Regions from separate parts of the Homo sapiens genome. Here all the other regions are linked to region 2. Evidence: chromatin contacts called from ENCODE Hi-C or POLR2A ChIA-PET data. All regions are on one chromosome and are shown on one strand. Each heading gives the region's core, a stretch centred on a gene start or an enhancer-like site at or near the end of the contact. The rest is flanking DNA. Distances are from core to core; before and after follow the strand shown.

The links. Hi-C counts contacts between places; a loop is a spot of excess contacts on that map. ChIA-PET counts read pairs that join two places held with the same protein, here RNA polymerase II (POLR2A). Pooled maps may share reads with other maps.
Region 1: a pooled map shows a loop between it and region 2 (12-fold over the local background). The contact joins the promoter of HNF1B here to the promoter of TADA2A in region 2. A Hi-C loop is called at or near these places in 4 of 37 single-sample maps with no recorded cell type and 3 of 50 pooled maps. POLR2A ChIA-PET finds 5 or more read pairs at or near these places in 2 of 52 experiments (Caco-2 and activated CD4-positive, alpha-beta T cell).
Region 3: a pooled map shows a loop between it and region 2 (3-fold over the local background). The contact joins the enhancer-like site here to the promoter of TADA2A in region 2. A Hi-C loop is called at or near these places in 2 of 37 single-sample maps with no recorded cell type and 5 of 50 pooled maps.

What each region holds. Positions count from the first base shown.
Region 1 is chr17:37,743,641-37,746,341 of GRCh38, reverse strand. HNF1B (HNF1 homeobox B) reads left to right here and starts at 1,283. Exons shown (of 9, transcript NM_000458.4): 1 at 1,283-1,801. The coding sequence starts at 1,458.
Region 2 is chr17:37,405,542-37,408,241 of GRCh38, reverse strand. TADA2A (transcriptional adaptor 2A) reads right to left here and starts at 1,356. Exons shown (of 16, transcript NM_001166105.3): 1 at 1,293-1,356. It overlaps ACACA (acetyl-CoA carboxylase alpha), which reads left to right and starts at 1,406. Exons shown (of 56, transcript NM_198834.3): 1 at 1,406-1,980. The coding sequence starts at 1,943. RefSeq lists an enhancer at 1-224.
Region 3 is chr17:37,819,136-37,821,835 of GRCh38, reverse strand. No RefSeq gene overlaps it. Among named protein-coding and RNA genes, the nearest start is that of HNF1B, 75 kb to the right of the region's middle. Within about 2 kb of position 1,260, at least 5 of the 41 ENCODE cell types and tissues checked have a DNase peak (open chromatin) inside an H3K27ac peak, as active enhancers do.

The sequences.
Region 1 (2,701 bases), core at 34-2,533, 340 kb before region 2:
AGGTCAGGTCCTAGCTTGCCGGTTTGGGCGCGCTTCCGCCGCCCTCCCCTCCTGCCCGTCACCAGGGGGGAAGCAGGTGAAACTCCAATAGTGCTGCAAGGCCTATGGCTTCCTACCTGGCCCAGGCCAGAGTGGGAAAAAAAACATCTTTCCCTCAGTAGCTCTGTCGACACCTTCTGTACTAGGAGTGCAAGACTTCTGCCACTGCTGCAGTGACCTCGTCTACAGAGCTCGTCCCCGGCCCAGGGAACCACAGATGTTCTGGAACTACGAATAAACCAGAAATGAGTGGGCCGGGGGGACCCTCGGCTGCAAGTGTCCACCCAGCTGCAGGTCAAGCTTTGCTTTCACTGCCTCACCATCCTAGTGCCTCACCATCCTAGTGCCTCACCATCCTAGTGCCTCACCATTCTGCCTCACCATCCTCCCCCAAGGCGGAGGCGCCTTGACATCCGGGTTTAAACAGGAGAGTGAGGAGCCCCAGGGGTCCAGCTCCCCAGTGGCGTGGCCAGGCTGGGCGCCGGTGCAGCCCAGCTGCTGGGGGAGCTTCACTTTGGCTACTCCCTCTACCCATAAAGTAGTCTCTTTCCAAGAGTTCTCCCGGACTCCTTCACCCTCGCCTACGCTCTCTGGCGGGCAGTTCTGCAAACCCAAACCGCCAGACCAGGCCAGGGAGGTTCTGGGGCCTGGAGGTAGTAACCGAGGTAGAAATAAATGGAGTCCCTCCAGGGCATGCTCACCACACCTAACGCTGCCTCACCTCCCCCGTGGCCTCGGCGCCCCTTCCTAAGTGGTCAGTTTCTCTTCCGCCCTGCGGGCTCTCCTGGCCCACCACCTGCGTCGGCCGGGACGCATCCAGGGTCTCTACTCTTCGCTTCCTCCTGCGTCCCCTTCTTCCACGAGCACCCCAGCTTCCTCTGGCTCTCACCTGAACCCCGAAGCGTAGTGTCTTCTCTCTGGACTAAAGCGGAACTGAGAACCGGTGGAAAAGCCCCGCGCCTAGGCTGCAAGGCACTGGCTTAACAAGTCCAAAGGTTAGGTGAAGTTTGGCTGATAAGCAGAACCAGTAAAAGAAGGTCTCTAGCCCCCCAGCGTGAGTACAATGGACCCTGGCAAAGCCCCGCTCCCGGCCCAGGTCTTCTGCTCTCCAGGTCTGCCCCTCCGGCTCTCCCTCTCTCCGGGTTTCCCCCTCCCCACCATCATTTGCATCCAGCCGAAAGCTGGGCCCTTCCCACTAATTTGCATATCTTATATGGCCTAATGGTGGCGATCATGGCAAGTTAGAAGTTTTCTGACTCCTTTCGGAGGAGCCTCCGGGACCCCGGGGAGTAACAGGTGTCTGGAGGCTGAAGGGTGGAGGGGTTCCTGGATTTGGGGTTTGCTTGTGAAACTCCCCTCCACCCTCCTCTCTCGCACCCACCCACCCCCTCACCCCCTTCTTTTTCCGTCCTTGGAAAATGGTGTCCAAGCTCACGTCGCTCCAGCAAGAACTCCTGAGCGCCCTGCTGAGCTCCGGGGTCACCAAGGAGGTGCTGGTTCAGGCCTTGGAGGAGTTGCTGCCATCCCCGAACTTCGGGGTGAAGCTGGAGACGCTGCCCCTGTCCCCTGGCAGCGGGGCCGAGCCCGACACCAAGCCGGTCTTCCATACTCTCACCAACGGCCACGCCAAGGGCCGCTTGTCCGGCGACGAGGGCTCCGAGGACGGCGACGACTATGACACACCTCCCATCCTCAAGGAGCTGCAGGCGCTCAACACCGAGGAGGCGGCGGAGCAGCGGGCGGAGGTGGACCGGATGCTCAGGTAGGCGCAGAGCGAGGTGGAGGGGACCCACCCGAACCCCTGGAGCCCCGGCCCCGGGCCTGAGTGACACTGCGCCCGACCACACTCGCCAAGCCCGTTTCCCACCAGAGAAGTCCCCCGGGGGGCGCTCTGCTTCTCTCCCAACACCCGGACCCTTCCCAATCCCTTAGCGGGACGACCCTGCGGCCCACCGGGCTTCTTCTCCCCAGGCCCAGGCCAGCGTCCGAGACCCAAGGGCTTTTCCCCGCGGGGCTGGGGCTGGGCCGGGGAGAACTGGAGCTGTGGAGCCCTTTGCCGGGAGGTTTGCCCACGCGACTGAAGGTGCGAGTGGGTGCAGTGAAACCGCTGCGACTTCCCGGGAGCAGAGCCTCGCGCCGCTGCAAGCCCCAGGCCGCGCATTTTTCCTGCGCCCTGCCTCGGGTCTGGAAAGCCGCATGTCGGCCTCGGACACATTGACCTGCATGATGACCTGCAGTTCTTTGCCGAAGGACAGGCGGCATCCGGAGCCGGGATCTGGGAGGCGAGTTCCCTGGTGGGCACTCTTGTTAGCCGCGCCCATGCAAGGCCCGGAATTATCCGGGATCCCCAACGCGGGTTTAGATTTGCAAAGGGCATGTTCCATGCAGGGTCCGGGTGGACACGCGCGGGGCCAAAGAAACCAAGCGCGGTGGTGTGGGGGCGAACGCGTCTCAGACCTCAGTTCGCAGAGGATCTGGTCTCAGTCTGAGAAAGGAGGGCGTTTCCAGACCTCGCTGCCCACCCCCGGCCTCTCCCCGGGAGTTCAGGCCGGCTGGCAGTGTATCCCCAGGGCCGGGATCGTTTGTGGGTCCTCCCCGACCGCCCTAGACTTTGACAGCTGGTTACTAATTATCTAAGGAGCCGAGCGGTTCCCTGAGACAG
Region 2 (2,700 bases), core at 107-2,606:
GTAAAGGATGCACAGTCAATAGGGACTGATCAACACTCGAAAAAGCACAGTAGGAGGCCGGGTGCGGTGGCTCACGCCTGTAATCTCAGCACTTTGGGAGTCCCAGGTGGGCAGATAACCTGAGGTCAGGAGTTCGAGATCAACCTGGCCAACACAGCGAAACCCCATCTCTACTAAAAATACAAAAAATAGCCAGGTGTGGTGGCGGGCGCCTGTAATCCCAGGTACTCGGGAGGCTGAGGCAGGAGAATCGCTTGAACCTGGGAGGCAGAAGTTGCAGTGTGTTGAGATGGCGCCATTGCACTCCAGCCTGGGCGAAAGAAACGCCATCTCAAAAAATAAAAAAATAGTAGGGCCGGGCGTGGTGGCTCACGCCTGTAATCCCAGCACTTTGGGAGGCCGAGGCGGAAGGATCACTTGAGGTCAGGAGTTCGAGACCAGCCTGGCCAACATGGTGAAACCCCACCTCTGCTGAAAATACAAATATTAGCTGGGCGTGGTGGCCCACGCCTCAGGCACGAGAATCGCTTGAGCCTGGGAGGCGGAGATTGCAGTGAGCCGCGATCGTGCCACTGCACTGCAGTACAGCCTAGGAGAAAAAAAAAAAAAGGCAAAAAAGCACAATATTGCAGTCTGCAGAATCTTCTTTCTCCCCCTTTCACAAGAGACCACATTCTGACACCAACTTCCGTGGAAACACTGGCGCTAGCTCCAAACTAACAATCGCCAAATTCGAATCAGTTACCGGGAGAAGGAAGTGAGGCACTTCGCCGGGCAGGAGTCCACGTTGGGAGGAGGAAAGGCGCAGGCTCCCGAGTTGTGGAGCCAACGTTCAAATCCTTACGGGGTGGGACCGGCCTGGGCCAGTCATTTTACCTGCGCCTCAGCTCTAACAGGGTACTGAAATACCTACTTTGGGGGGCCTGCTAGGAAATTCAAATGGGCAACGCTGGTCAGGGGCATCTGGCACAGTGGCCATTCTTGGTAGAGCTACGCGCTCCAGGGCTGAGCGGGAAATGGCGAGGCCGGGGCACTGGGGCACCGCCCAGACGCGGGGCGGGCCCCCGGGGTCAGGCCCGGCCCCACACCGCCCTCCCCCACAGAGCGGCGAGGCCCGCCGCTGCCCGCCCGCCGGCCCGCCAGCCTGCCGCGTCAAGCCCGCCGCCGGGGCCCGCAGCCCGCGACTCCTCCCCCGCCGCACCTCGTGGCCCCCGCTTCTCCCTAGTCCCGCTAGAGGGGCTCGCGCTCCGCCACCCGCCCGCCCGCCCGCCCAGCGCTGCCTGGCGCCTCACCTCGCCGAGACCCCCTAATCCGCGCCAAAGAGCCGCCGGTCGCGCGCGCCTCCGGGCTTTGCGTGCGCGCCCCCGGGCGGCGCAGTGGCGAGCGCGCCGCGTGCCGCGCGCCCGCCGCCTCCGCCCCTCGGCCGTGGAGGCCCCCGCCGGGTGCTGAGCGCCCGCCACCGCCCTCTTGGCCTTTTCCCGGTCCCCGCCGCGCGCCTGCTGCTGTCCCCGTGCCCGAGGACTGGGAGGATGGGGCTGAGCCGCTTGCCTGACTTTTGATCCGACCAGTAATCACTTTGCCCGTGTGGCGCGTGGCCCGTTGCCTGAGGCTTCCTGGCGCGTGGGGCTGTTTGGTCCCCTCCGGAGTGCGGTGAGGCGGGCCGAGCCGGGACTGCCTGGGTTTGGGGATAACGTTCCCATCTCCACCCCTGTTGCAGCAAGGGAAATTGAGGCTGAGGGAACTGGGCCCAGGGACGGCGAGCCGTGGCGCCTCTCCAGTCCGGGCCCCGAAGGGCTGCTCGTGGATGAACCAGACTGATTTTAAGGGGTGAAGAGGGTGCGTTTCAATCAGATGCTCCTGGAACGTCGAAATTGTCTTCTTTGGAAAGAACCATCCCCTCTTTGGGCTTCAGAGGCCCAAATTGAGGCGCAATGATGAGAGGATGTGGTGGTCTACTCTGATGTCAATCTTGAGGGCTAGGTATGTCCCAAGATCTCTTATTACTGCTGTTAATGATGATTCTAATAGCTACCATTTGTCGAGTACTTATTGCATGCCAGACATTGCACAAAGCAGGTTACACATACGGTCTCATTTAAAACTTGTGAGGTAGGCACCTGTTGTTATCCCTATTTTCCAGGTGAAGAAATCTAGGCACTGACATAAATAACTTGGGATCACACTGCTAGGAAGTACTGGGGAAGGGAATTCAAACCATGGTTTATCTGAACTATATAACTGTTACATCTATTTAGAAGTCTGCCTTTGATAAATTTGCCCAACCTTTTTTTAGAATTCACTTACACTTTATGCCTGTGTGAACCCTTTCATTCTTTTTTGGTATATGCATAATACAAGTTCATTCCAAAAAAAAAAAAAAAAAAAAGCCCTGCCGGGCGCGGTGGCTCACGCCTGTAATTCCAGCACTTTGGCAGGCCGAGGCGGGCGGATCACAGGGTCTGGAGTTCTAGACCAGCCTGACCAACATGGTGAAATCCCGTCTCTACTAAAAATACAAAAAATTACGCGGGTGTGGTGGCAGGCACCTGTAATCCCAGCTACTCCGGAGGCTGAGGCAGTAGAATCGCTTGAACCCTGGGGGCAGAGGTTACAATGAGCCAAGATCTTGCCATTCCACTCCAGCCTGGGCAACGAGAGCGAAACTCTGTCTCAAAAAGAAAAGAAAAGGAAAGAAAAACC
Region 3 (2,700 bases), core at 11-2,510, 410 kb before region 2:
ACATAATAAAGTTTAAAATAAAATAAATGAAAATTTGCAAAACTCAATACAACCCGATCTGTACCTTCAAGGAGCTCACAGTGTACTGGGGGCACCATTTCGGTCCAGGTGACTATAAGCCTCTCCCCTTGTCTGTAAACTCTATGGGGGTAGGAGCCATAAGTGTCTTGTTCATTCTTGTGCCCAGCACCTGGTAGGATCTCAGTAAGCACTCACTGAATGAAGGAGTCAGTATGTGAAGTCTTGAGACAAGTATATGTACAGGAGCTCTGGGGCCACAGAGGAGAGGCTAACTGTATTTATTTATTTATTTATTTACTTATTTATTTATTTAGTTTTGAGACAGAATCTTGCCCTGATGCCCAACCTGGAGTGCAGTGGTGCCTTCATAGCTTACTGCAGCCTCAAACTCAAGCATCCGCAGCAGTGGGGACTACAGACATGCACCACCGCGCCCAGTCTTTTTTATTTTTGTAGAGATGAGATCTCTCTATGCTGCCCAGGCTGGTCTCGAACTCTCAGCCTCAAGCAATCCTCCCACCTTGGCCTCCCAAAGTGCTTGGATTACAGGTGTGAGCCACTGCACTTGGCCAGAGAGGCTAACTTTCTAAGGCATTCAGAAAAACCACAGGCTCTGATGTGGACAAGATTTAACAAATCATGACACCATAAAGATTTTGAAAACTCTCCCTAGTGACTAATCCAGGCAGTTCCAAGTCCCCAGGCAAAGCCCTGAAAAGGTGGCTGCTTCTAGCCCACTGCCCATTCCCTGTGCTCGGCAACCACTTTCTCTTGAATACCCACAAACTCCTTGGGGAAATGTGGTCTACCCTATCCCAAGAACTCATAGTCTAGAGAAAGGGATGAATCTGCACACCCCCTAACACCCTACCTCTGCTGCTGCAGTATGCTGAGAAGGAGAGCAAAGGGATGTGCCCCAGGGCCATGACTAGCAGGTCACAGCCCTGGAGCAGCTTTGGTGACATCATATCAGTATGAGGGGCCTTGAAGCACAAAGGAATGAATTTATTCTGAAATACAGTTTCTGGGTTGGTCCATCTCCACTATTCCTCCTACAAATGGTTGTGTGTTTTCTTCTTCCTCCTTTCAAGCGGGAGTGCTTCATAGGTCCTTAGATCTAGCCTTTAAGGTCATCAAGTCCCCAGTAAGACCCCCAGGTGACCTGACTACTCAAAGCTAAGTGCTACTAAACAAAAAAAAAAATGAAAACTGCTTTTTGACTTCCTGAGCCACCCAGAAGGAAGTGAATATTTTTTTAATCTAGTTTCAAGTACCTAAAAATACTGGGCAGCTCTGGCTGGAAACTGTCACAGATACAGAAAGGACTCAGCAGAGAGCTCTTGATCACAAAAGTGAGCTTAGCGGGGGAAAGAAATCTACCCAACTAAGCACTGCAGTCTTGGCAGATCAGAAGTGGAAACGCAAAGGACTTGTAGGCGCACAAGGCTGGATGTAGTAACAGCCCAGCTATGTCAGCTTAGGAAGGTAAACTCTGAGCCTCATGTGTAACAAGAGGATATAGTGCCCACCTCACTGTGTCATTTTTAGATTACAAAGATTATGGGTGTCAAAGCATCCTGATTAAGGTCTGGCAAATAAGAGACAGTAAACTGCAGGACTTGTTTTTCATTGTTGCTGTTACTATTATAATTATACCTTGTAAATTTGGAAAGTATTTGGAAATAAATTTTTCATCAAAAAACTGTCTCTAATCCTCCAGTGTATTCTAAAACCTATTCAAAGAACAAATTGAGCCCTGGATCTTTATCCTGGACTAAATTGCAAATAGCGTTTCTATGCCGTTTTGTAATGAGTACGTTGTGATAAAATCACAGAACATCAGACACCGGATTTTAGACATCCACTCCCCTGCCTTTCAGCCTTGTCTGTAAAACAAAACAAAATACAACAAAGCACCAATGAGCCGCAGTGGATAGGCTGAGAAGGAGATTTTGGCCCTAAAATGTCTCAAACTTCACGTGAAATCTGATTTCAATCTTTATTTCTTATTAAAATGTCAGCTTTGCAGGAATGCACTACTTTAACACCTGATAGAAGTAGAAACTCACATGGTTTCAACAGAAGAAGGAGGAAGAGGGGGAAGGAGGGAGAGGGAGAATAAGTGGTAGCAATAGCAACTGCTCTGCACCAAATAGCTCTGATCTTGGCTAGCTACTAACTTTTGAATTTCTCTGGAAAATCAAGGGCGATGCATTACACATAGGAGTTCTAGGAACCAGGTTTACCAAGTTTGATTTACCTAACTCATCAATTAGCACATGCTTCCCCACAACCCCGCTCCCCCAACCCCACCACCACCAGTGACCAAACACTATTTGGAGGTTGTCTTCTCCTTGTCTGCCTTCTAAATCCTGCCCACCCTTTAGGGTCCAATCCCCATTCCCATGAAGTCTCCAGAAATGATTCACCATTCTTTTGCTTTGATGAACTCAGACTGACAGAAACTTAAGGTTGAAGTGGACAGTGGAGTTTCTTACCCACCCTCAAATACTGCAAAATTCCCGAGCCATCACCACCTGTGCTGAAATATCTCTGGTAACAGAGAATGCATCGCTGAACGTGGCATTCGTAGGTTCTGTTGCTGACTGCTAGAAACAGCAGAACCAAACTCAGTTTCCCTGCTACTTCCATTCATAGAGCCCCAGTCAGCCTCAGGGC